Regions from separate parts of the Homo sapiens genome. Here regions 2 and 3 are each linked to region 1. A link is a contact called in ENCODE Hi-C or POLR2A ChIA-PET data. All regions are on one chromosome and are shown on one strand. Each heading gives the region's core, a stretch centred on a gene start or an enhancer-like site at or near the end of the contact. The rest is flanking DNA. Distances are from core to core; before and after follow the strand shown. Region 1 has its middle 38 kb from the start of PRSS2. Region 2 holds the start of TCAF1 (TRPM8 channel associated factor 1). Region 3 holds the start of BRAF (B-Raf proto-oncogene, serine/threonine kinase).

What was found. Hi-C counts contacts between places; a loop is a spot of excess contacts on that map. ChIA-PET counts read pairs that join two places held with the same protein, here RNA polymerase II (POLR2A). Pooled maps may share reads with other maps.
Region 2: a map with no recorded cell type shows a loop between it and region 1 (14-fold over the local background). The contact joins the promoter of TCAF1 here to the enhancer-like site in region 1. A Hi-C loop is called at or near these places in 2 of 37 single-sample maps with no recorded cell type and 7 of 50 pooled maps. POLR2A ChIA-PET finds 5 or more read pairs at or near these places in 1 of 52 experiments (OCI-LY7).
Region 3: a map with no recorded cell type shows a loop between it and region 1 (10-fold over the local background). The contact joins the promoter of BRAF here to the enhancer-like site in region 1. A Hi-C loop is called at or near these places in 2 of 37 single-sample maps with no recorded cell type and 7 of 50 pooled maps.

The regions. Positions count from the first base shown.
Region 1 is chr7:142,807,475-142,811,306 of GRCh38, reverse strand. It overlaps TRB. Among named protein-coding and RNA genes, the nearest start is that of PRSS2, 38 kb to the right of the region's middle. RefSeq lists a cis regulatory region at 1,706-2,597 and an enhancer at 1,719-2,918. Within about 2 kb of position 2,371, at least 10 of the 41 ENCODE cell types and tissues checked have a DNase peak (open chromatin) inside an H3K27ac peak, as active enhancers do; they include OCI-LY7, where a contact is called at or near this core.
Region 2 is chr7:143,900,843-143,904,292 of GRCh38, reverse strand. It overlaps TCAF1 (TRPM8 channel associated factor 1), which reads left to right and starts at 2,117. Exons shown (of 9, transcript NM_014719.3): 1 at 2,117-2,332. It overlaps LOC105375549 (a long non-coding RNA gene), which reads right to left. Exons shown (of 3, transcript XR_007060574.1): 3 at 2,340-3,450. RefSeq lists a silencer at 1,957-2,096 and enhancers at 2,887-2,936, 2,612-3,149.
Region 3 is chr7:140,923,466-140,927,130 of GRCh38, reverse strand. BRAF (B-Raf proto-oncogene, serine/threonine kinase) reads left to right here and starts at 2,202. Exons shown (of 18, transcript NM_004333.6): 1 at 2,202-2,565. The coding sequence starts at 2,428. LOC105375536 (a long non-coding RNA gene) reads right to left here and starts at 2,039. Exons shown (of 5, transcript XR_002956518.2): 1 at 629-2,039; 2 at 1-60. RefSeq lists a silencer at 2,310-2,379.

The sequences.
Region 1 (3,832 bases), core at 1,122-3,621:
TTCCGGGCATCATTTAACCTAGATCAATCCAGACACGTGCATATTTCTAGTATCATTTAATCTGAAGTGGAAAATCTGAGATGTAGACACAGAGTGATCAAGAACATATGGAATAATGCCCAGGGGTCCCTACTGAACTTTAAGGATCACCTATGTATTAAGCAGCTATTATTTGCTGGACACAGTGAGTCATTTTGAGGATTAAAAAGAAAAATAAAATGTACTCGAGATGGTGTTGGGCACAGTCATAGCATGATTTAGTCAAAGCACTTGATTTTTGTAGTCTAAAAATTTGCTAGTTGTTATGAACTTGACCTAGTTATTTAATTTTACTAAGTTTCAAGTTTTTCCCCACCTATAAAACTTGCCTCATTGAATTGTTATGTGTATTAAATGAGATGGTGTTTATAAAGCCCTATTACAAGCTCTAATTTTCAACAGGTATTATTTTCCGCTCCTTAAGCTTACAAGATTATTTTCATTACAACTTACCCAAGAGGAAGACTTAGTTAAAAAATTTCAAATCATAAACTACAAGTATGTAATAAATATTAATATTTAAAATGCTAAACATGCTTGGATGGCAAAACCATGAAACTTGAACCCTATGCTGTGCCTATTCAGATGCTGATTCTGTAGGGGCTTTATACAGCTTCAGAATCCTCATTAATAGAGAAATGTCTCAGGCAATCACCACTAGTCAAGTAGAATTAGTAGAGACTTGAGGCAGATTTTTCCTTCCTGTAATATACTGCAAAAATTCTGGAAAACTTCACAAAGGACATAAAATTGTAGCTAAGTTTAGCTCTTTAGGAGGCTAATAGTTATATAAGCAAAATGACATTGCAAGCAGGAGAGTCAGTTTGTGTAGAAATGTGCAGGTCTATGTGAATATTGTAAGTTTTAGAGAATCTGAAGAAAAAAAGTCCTGATCATTGCACAGAGCATCCTAGAGACAGGTGAGCATTGAAGGAGAGGCTTGAAAGCCACCTAAATTCAGCAGAACAAATTAACATCCTCCATGTTATCTGCTCTTATTCATGCAAGACTGTTCATTCCCATAACTGTTTCCATACCATCTAGGACTCAGAAATCCACAGTCATTATAATTCCAGGGGACAAAGGAAAGCAGTTTAGGATGACCGATCCTGTTCAGACATGCTGTCTCTTGCCAATAATTCATCAAACTCACTTGCCCCTTTAATCAGATGAGGCTGTCTCTTTTCTAGGAGAGCTTCCAGGATTTGCATCTGATTTTGCAGATGTGCAGGATGACTATTTCCATATATCTCCTTCCCTGGCCAGTTGCACATGGAAGATTCAGGGCCACATGCTGGTGGCCAGAGGCACTCTCCCCAAGATGCTTCTCATAGATCTCAGCCACCCATGGGACTTATAAGGAGATACCCTTGTGCCTCTAAATAGATCTCAGCCACCCATGGGACTTATAGGGAGTCACCCTGGGGCCTCTGGACAGCTTGAGTAAGATGAAGAATGCCCGGGGTTGGGAAGCTGGTAATACTAAAATTAGGCGACTTCTTATTTTTGCCCAGGATTCAGTGGTTTGGGATAAGAATGCTACAATCCCTTGAGCTCCTGCAGAGCAGGCTTGACCTATTATATACCTGGTAATTTCCCACTACTTACTTTGGGGGTTTCTGCCTCTCTAGTTTTTCATTCTGTCTTGCATTATGTTCTTCTAAGATGTGTTAGAAAATATTCATCACACAGACCTTACAGGCTTTAGCAACTACAGGAAAAAACTACGAGGAGCCAGTCAATGCAGTGCACAAACACTGGCTCAGACATCCAGGGACTGTCCGTTTTGCAGTCTGTTGGTTATCTAGGGCTACCTCTCCTGTGACTCATCAGCACCTCTCATTACATGAGTGGAAGGAAGTGGGAGGATACATGTGGAGGGAGGTGGAAGGGAGTTTGGGGGGCAGGTGGGAAGAGAGAGTTGCCTGAGTGATGTGGGACCAGAAGGGATCCCAACTGGGTCAGAGCAGTTATTGCAGCTGTTTTTCATTCTCCACTATCTTCATGGTGCCCACTGTGGCCTTTGATCTTGTGCATAACCTCCAGCAGGTGTAAAGATGTGTTGGGGGAGGGGAGGCCTGCACATGGATCTGGGATACCTAGATTCCCCTCTAGAGACCCTGCCCCTCCCCTCTGAAGTTCTATTTCTACTGCCAGGATGCTAACCAGGGGCCCAGGTAGAAAGAGCAGCATAGGAGGGGGTTGGGTGCCGGATGCGGTGAGTGTGGTTCTCATGATGCTCTGAAGGTGGGTGGGTGGAGGGAGCAACTTTCACAGGCACCCCAGATGCAGGACCCAGTAAATGTCAAACCACATCCTGTTGTGACTGTAAGAGATGGAGCTAGGGCAGGTGGCTGCTGTGGCTTGGTGCTGATGTGACTCAGAGATAAACAGCCCGGCAGCCAGCACTGGGCTCAGAACCCCCATTCCTACCCCAGTTGTCAGCTATTACCTAAAAGACCCCGATTTACATCTCATTACTTCCCACCTTTTGATTCAGGGCCACTCTCCTTTTTAACACAATTTTCTTGTCATTCATGGCCCTAGACCTTTTTGATGGAGGAGGGCCAGGGAACAGGTGTCAGGGCTCCAGTTGACTCTTGCTAACTGTGGGACTCCAGTGCCAGTGCTGTCCTCTTCCACCATCAGACTGTCTGAGACTATGTCACAGATATGTATGATTTGAGGCCAGGAAGAGCTTAGCTTCTCTGAGTTCCCATTCTCTTGGTACTTCAGAGACTGCAGGCTTTGAATCAGAGAATCTGAAGAGCAGAGTTTGAAGATTCTTAGAGATCACTTTACCCAATGTCCTCATATCACAGAGGAGGACATATAAGCCCAGAGAATAAAAATGAGTTGTTCAGAGCCATGCAGCTGGGGCCAGAGGAGGACCAGAAGCTAATTCTCTGTGTTTTAGCAGCTCCTGGACTTCAGACAAGGCTTGGGGAATGTGGGGTCTCTGTTGAGCTGTGATCTTGCTATGAATTTCATGAATCACTCTTATAGTAATGAATCAGGCAAGATGATCATATCTGAGATGGCATGAGGATAGAAGGATAAATATAATGAATCACAAAATTAGAATCCTGCAGAATCTTAATAGGTTGGAGAGATAAGCTGAATAAACATGATAAACATTCTCTCTCTCCCTCCTCCCCCACCAAACAGAGAAAACCATCTATATGAACACAGGAAGGGGAATATGTGAAAGAAGGATATGTGAAAAAACACCCAGGGGGTGAGTCAAAGTGAGCTCTGTGAGTCAACGGGATGGTGAGCGTACAAAAAGTAGATAAATTGTCCTAATGGAACCAACTAACGTATAAGATGTTGAGAAAGAGGAGGCAAAGTTCCCCCTTTACTCTTTGTAGGTCAGAACCCACCTGGTGCTGGGTCAGGTCCTGTACAACACATTTTTTAAAAGATAGAGGGATAAAAACAAACTTTAATGTTTTCAGAAGGGAGTGATTGGGCTATGGAAAGTAGGACGTGCTCAAAACTGTGCCCTATAATAACAAAATTGAGAAAACTGAAAATGTTTTGCCTGAAAAAAATCTTCAGGTTGGTAGTAGTTATAATAACACCTAATACTTACTGATATTGTTCTAAAAGCTTTACATGTTGTGTGGGTTAAATGAGATAAAACGATCTTATGAAGTTGGGCTTGTAATTGAGCTCATTTTACAGCAAGGAAAACTGAGTCTCAGAGGTGATCACTTGCCCAGGGTCACATAGTTGATAAATGACAGAACTAAGGCTTAAACCCAGGTCTCTGCATTACAACATCTTCTTT
Region 2 (3,450 bases), core at 868-3,367, 1.1 Mb before region 1:
ATTTGAAGAGCAAAGGAGACAAGGGCCAAGGAAATCATGGAAGAAGTCTGGAAGGATCTGTCCATTCTCTGGTAATGGTGAACATTCACATAGGGTTTTCCATGTGCCAGACACTGCTTTAAGAGCTTTATCTGTATTAAGTCATTTAATCTTCATAAAAATTCCATGAAGTAGAGACAATTATTATCCCCAATGTTACAGATGAAAACACTAAGATAGAAGTTAACAAGCCCTCTGTGATAGGCAGAAAAATAGCTCCCTAAAGATGTTGATATGGTTTGGCTATGTGCCCCCACCCAAATCTCATCTTGCAGCTCCCATAATTCCCACGTGTTATGGGAGGGATCTGGTGGGAGATGATTGAATCATGGGGGTGGGTCTTTCCCCAACCGTTCTCATGATAGTGGAGAGGTCGCAGGAGATCCGATGGTTTTAAAAACGGCAGTTTCCCTGAACAAGCTGTCTCTTTGCCTGCCGCCATCCACATAAGATGTGACTTGCTTCTCCTTGCCTTCTGCCATGATTGTGAGGCCTCCCCAACCACGTGAAACTGTGAGTCCAATTAAACCTCTTTCTTTTGTAAATTGCCCAGTCTGGGGAATGTCTTTATCTGCAGTGTGAAAATGGATTAATACAGATGTCCAGATCCTAATTCCCAGAATTTGTGATACGCAATGCTACATGGCAAGGGAGAATTAAGGTTGCAGACAGAATGAAGGCTGCTAATTAGCTGACCTTGAGATGGGAAATTATCTAGATTATCTGGATAGGCACAATGTAATCACAAGGTCCTTCTAAGTGAAAGAAGGAAGCAGGAGACTCAAAGAAGGAGATGTGACACAGAAGCAGAGGCTGGAGCCATGAGATTGCTGACTTTGAAGATGAAGGAAAGGGCTGCAAGCCAGGGAATGCGGGAGCCTCTGGAAGCTGGAAAAAGCAAGGAAAATAGATTTGTCCCTAGATCCTGCAAAGAGAAACACATCCCTGCCTACACCTGGATGATAGCCCAGTGAGACCTGTGCTGGACTTCCAGGACCTACAGTCCTGGAAGATAGTAGTAAATCTGTGTTGTTTTAAGCCACTAAATGTGTGAAAATTTATCACAGCAGCCTTAGCAATGAATACACTGCCCAACTTGTAAGCAGAGGATGTGGTGGCTTCAAAGTCCAGGCTTTTTCCCTGCTACTCCTTTCTTTCTTTCCTCCCTCATGCCCAATATCTGTCATCTGTTGATTGGTTAGTAACATTCTCAACGCCTTACTGTTTTATTAAACTTATAAAAACAATGTATTGGTTTAAAAAAAAACAATTCAGTGGTTGTGAAGGTAAGAATCAATAGACAATTTCTCCACCGTTAGCCCCGCCTCTTATAGAAGCACATGCAGCATGTCTTCTTCATACACGAATGTAATGCTAAAGCTGATGCAGTGGCTCAGGCCTGTGATCCCAGCACTTTGGGAGGCCGAGGCGGGAGGATCACTTGAGCCCTGGCGTTCGAGACCAGCCTGGGCAACAAAGTAAAACCCTGTCTCTAACAAAAAATCAAAAAGTTAGCTGGGCGTGGTGGCGGCGCACTTGTGGTCCCAGCCTCTGAGGTGGAAGGATCGCTTGAGCCTGGGAGGTTGAAGCTGCAGTGAGCTGTGATGGCACCACTGCACTCCAGCCTGGGTGGCAGAAGCAGACCCTCCCCCTGGAGGGGAGGGGAGGGGAGGGGAGGGGAGGGGAGGGGAGGGGAGGGGGAAAGAGAGATCCTACTCTCCATTTTAATACAACTTGCTTTTTTAATTAAAAACTATAGCTAGAACCGATAGATTTCACTCGTCCTTAAAAATAGTCCTGTATTATTTTATATAAACATCTCTCGCTATTTATCAAGGCCGTCACTTGTTCAGAAGTATTCTCACTTTTGTTTTGTTTTGTTTTGTTCTTAACAATTTGCTCCCTATATTCCTGGGCTGGCGCCTAGGCCTGCATCCGGGATTTGGCGCCACATCTGCGGGCAGGGCCTCTGAGGTCTAGGGGAGGGACGGCGCCGGCCAAGTCCCGCCCCCGTCCGCGTCGACCAATCAGCTCCCTGGAAGGCCCCTCCTCACCACCCCCCACCCCCGCAGTCTCCGCCTAAGACTTTCCAAGTCCTGTAGTTTCGAGCCCGCTGCCCTTTGCCTCCTGGGCGGAGAAGCTGCTTCCTCCTGGGAACAACCGCCTCCCGCTCCTAGCAGGTTGCTACTGCCCCGAACCCGCGCTGCAGGGAACAGCGGGGCAAACAGTGAGTGGGGTTCAGCGTAGACTCTGGACCAGGAGAGGCCCGCGGTGACCGAGGCCTGGGCCCCGGGTTAGTGTCCGGGGCGGGGAGCGGTGGGCGGGGTGCGACGTTTAGCGTCTGGGGAGGGCCGGGCGTGGATTGCGGCCTCTGCGCGCGCCCCCAGGTGATAGAGCCGTTCCACCGAGGATCCCTTCCTTCGTCTCTACCCCGTTGATGATTTTTCTCTGCAGCTCGGTGCCTATTTCATTCTCGCCGCATTGTTATGCCCTCTGCTGGGCAGGAGGCGATGACCCCCCCTATTTTCGTAGGATTTGTTTTTTGCTCCGCAAGGAGCCATTAAGATCTGAGCTAGCAGGAACCCTCGAGGCGATTTGATCTCGCCAGCTGGGGGCTTGCATTCTTCTAGGCTAGCTTGTCTCCGTTAAGCCCAGGTGGAAGTTCTCATCCACCCCAGTGCTCTAGGCGCCCACGGGCGCAGTGTGGGTTTGTGGTGGGGGAAGGGACCTGGGGAGGGGTGGCGGTGAGAGCGGCGCGGGGATTCAGGCTGAATGTTAGTCTGGAATGCATTTGGCCTGAAGCAGCAAGTGCTGGGTGATACAGTTCCCTGGTAAACAGCCGAGAGCTGGCCGCTAGTTTGGCCCAACCTGCAACGGAAGAAGGCCTTAAGTACAGGAGAAAAAGATCTTTGCCAATTGGATAATCATGGAAATTTAGAAGAAGTACAGCTCGAACTAGACGTAAAGGACAGAATGTGTCTGTCTAGCTGACCAGCCAACCATCGGTCCATCACTTTCATCCTCCAAACTAGTGATTTGTTGATGAATTGGTTTCAATACTTTGTTTTAAAATGTTGAATAAAAAGTAAATGAAATATCTCAGAATGGTCTAAAAAATAATGAAACGAATGCCTGACCATCTCCTTGGGTCAAGAAATAGGGCGTCACAGTACCTTAGAAGCCCATGAGTCCCAACTGATGCCCATGGTCCATTCTCCTCCATTCTCTGAGATGTGACATCTTTCGTGATTTTTGTCTTAATTTAATGAATCCCTTGCTTTTCTTTTTAGTTTTACCATATTTGTGTGTGTATTCCTAAAACATATGTATTGGCTTTCTCATTATAATGACATTATATTAATGACATTATCCTGTACGTATTCTTAAGTTTTATAGATTCATCTTTCATGC
Region 3 (3,665 bases), core at 953-3,452, 1.9 Mb after region 1:
ACTCCAAAGCTTATGCTTTCTCTCGTTTCTCATCTGGATACTGTAGGACTTTAGAATGGCCTAAGGAAGTAAAACAGGATATATCCAGAATTTTAAGGCAAGGTCAGAAAATGTCAAATGAGTAGAACGCTAAGAAGAATCAATATTAAATGGATGAGACCAGTCATCCTGTGGAGAAATAATCATGGAAGATCTGAACTACAGACTGATACTGACAAATAAGGCTAGAATTCAAAATGGAACCAATGTGAGGATAAAAGCCTTTAAAACTTTTAATGTTATAAGGAAGTGTTATAATGATATAACATTTTTAGCAGCTAATTTTTTAAAAATGAAATAGGACAGTTAGAGAATTAACAAAAATCTTGCCAGTTGTGTTTCTGATGAAAGGGTGATGAAAGGGTGATGAAAGGGGAAAAGGTGCCATGACTGGCTAATGGTGCTATTTCAGTCTGCTTCTAAGTATGTCCTTATAGTAAAGGGTGCTTCAGATTAGTTTAGCTTGATGACATCATCCCTTGTGATCATTTACTCTACATTTGCCAAGCCACTTTTTGATTTAAATTTATTTCCTCATAGAAACTTTCCTACTTGGAGGAGAATGTACAATGAAGTTAACAAAGCATACCATGTTCATGTTTTTTTTTTTTTGGAGACAGAGTCTGGCTCTGTTGCCCAGGCTGGAGTTCAGTGGTGCAATCTCGGCTCACTGCAACCTCTGCCTCCCAGGTTCAAATGATTCTCCTGCCTCAGGCTCCTGAGTAGCTGGGATTACAAGTGTGCACCACCACACCAGGCTAATTTTTTGTACTTTTAATAGAGATGAGGTTTCACTACGTTGGCCAGGCTGGTCTCAAACTCCTGGCCTCAGGTGATCCATCCGCCTCAGACTCCCAAAGTGTTGGGATTACAGGCGTGAGCCACTGCGCCCGGCCTACAATGTTCATCTTATAGGTTATATTTTTTCAATGCAGAAGAATGTTAGTATTCTCATTCATCAAGCAGCCTCACACAGCATCCTTTACCTGAGAGTAAGCATCAGCTCCCAGGCTTACGGTGACCCTAATCAATATGAAGACACCCTGTTTCAGAAGTCAGTAGGACACCTTTCTATTTCTTGAATCATCCAAAATACAGTAAGGAGGTCGCTGGTGACTTCCCCCATGATGGGAAGTACTAAAAGGCAGAATCCACTTAGTTTTTCATGACTTCATGTTTAGGTTACTTTGGTGATTCACTCCAGGCCATTGGGAGCCCACAGTAATTGTTTCTCATTCCCGTTTCTCTCTTCCTTAAACTTTTCTTTTCCAATTATTTATTCTTTATTAGATCCATGTATTTTTAATAATGAATTGAATTTCATTCTGTAATTGGGCTTCTCAAAGATAATTGACCTCTTCTCTCCCAATTGTTTTCATGCGTATTTTGCAGAGAATGCTTGGAATATTCTGTTCATGAAAGGCACAAAGTACATAAAATATTTTGAGTGATTTTCTTCAAAATAAAAATGATTAGTTTTGATGCTTCAGATGTCTAGAATGCTATGTGCCTTGTACAGGCCCTACGGCATGGAAAGTGCTCAACTGATATTTGTTAAATGAATGAATCTGGAAAACGAAAAATACACGAAATATTTTATTCCTCAACAATGAAGAAAAAGCTTTCAGACTTCCATTTAGACTCGTTTTAACTGGCTGAATTCTTCAATGAAAAGAAAACACGCGTCGCACTGCTAATTTAGCTGTTCCTAAATATATTTCCATCAAATTCTGCTTGGCTGTTTCAACCTTGGGGTTGAAGTTCTTATTTTGATGACACAGAGACGTTCATTGCAGTGGAAATAGCAAGTAGTATTGGCTTCCCCGCCTTCCTCCCTCTAGGATTTCAACTTCTCCTCCTCGAACACCAGCCCTGCTCTTCTAGTAAATCCCACATTACAGAACAGGCTGAGGACGGAGGAGACAAGAGGAAAGTAGGAAACCGGAGCCATGGAAACGGCGGAGCGGAGGCAAAGTGTGAGAGCGCGGGTGGTTAGAAGGGAAAAAACCCTCCCCGGACGACGGCGCGAAGGCGCGCCTCAGATTACGTCACGCACCGGGGTGACGTCACGACCGTGACACGCGGGTGACGCCGTTGCCGCGGCGACTTCTCGTCGTCTCCGCCCCCTTCCCCCGCTCCCCCCCGCACCCCCGCCTAGCGTCCTTCCCCCAATCCCCTCAGGCTCGGCTGCGCCCGGGGCCGCGGGCCGGTACCTGAGGTGGCCCAGGCGCCCTCCGCCCGCGGCGCCGCCCGGGCCGCTCCTCCCCGCGCCCCCCGCGCCCCCCGCTCCTCCGCCTCCGCCTCCGCCTCCGCCTCCCCCAGCTCTCCGCCTCCCTTCCCCCTCCCCGCCCGACAGCGGCCGCTCGGGCCCCGGCTCTCGGTTATAAGATGGCGGCGCTGAGCGGTGGCGGTGGTGGCGGCGCGGAGCCGGGCCAGGCTCTGTTCAACGGGGACATGGAGCCCGAGGCCGGCGCCGGCGCCGGCGCCGCGGCCTCTTCGGCTGCGGACCCTGCCATTCCGGAGGAGGTGAGTGCTGGCGCCACCCTGCCGCCCTCCCGACTCCGGGCTCGGCGGCTGGCTGGTGTTTATTTTGGAAAGAGGCGGCGGTGGGGGCTTGATGCCCTCAGCCACCTTCTCGGGCCAGCTCCGCGGGCTGGGAGGTGGGCATCGCCCCCGTGTCCCTCTCCGTCATGCAGCGCCTTCCTACGTAAACACACACAATGGCCCGGGGGGTTTCCCTGGCCCCCACCCCAGATGTGGGGATTGGGGCAGCGGTGGTTGAGCGGGAGGCTATCAATAGGGGGCGAAACTCAGGGTTGGTCCGAGAAGGTCACGATTGGCTGAAGTATCCAGCTCTGCATCTCTGTGGGGTGGGGGCGGCGGCGGCCTCGACGTGGAGGATATAGGTTAGTTGCTGGGGCTGAGACAACAGCCCGAGTTACTGTCGCGTGTAATTCTTACATGGTCGTGGGGATGATGGGGCTCATCATTTCCTCTCTCCTCTCCCGGACTGCCCCCCTTCTCAGTCCGCTGCCCTTTTTCACTTTTCTATTTGGGGATTTCTCTTCACCTGTTTTACCCAGCAAATTATTTTGATTTAGTCTTTACTTTTTCAATCCTAAATCGCAGTTTCCGATGCCTTTTCTGGTCTCTGGTCCTCTGTTCCTAATGTTTGTCAGCGCTCTGTCGCTGATTGGTAACCCCCATTCTATTCCCATCTACCGCCCGCTCATTTTCCAGTTGTCGGACCTGCCTGCCTTCTAACCCCAGCTCCCACTTAAGAGCATTTTTGCACTTCTCTTACCCTGGTCCTCTTGAGGCTCTGTACTTGATCTCACCACTCCCTAACATTGTTGTCTGTTGTTATCTTCACAAATCCTCCTGGACACTTTGGAGCTACTTGTTTTCTGAGCCCAGAAGCTGTCAAGATTCCATCAGGTTTCACTTGGCTCTTTTCGCGCTTGCACTACTGGCACTTTTTGGCTAGTCGTCCATTGTGCATTCACACCTCTTTATTCCTACCCATTTTTATAGGTCTGATTGATTTCTTAGTGTTGTCCTCCTTTTTGTCCTATTTTTTTCCTTTTCCTTTTTCCTCTCCAGTCCTTGCTTCTCTCAGCCTGTTT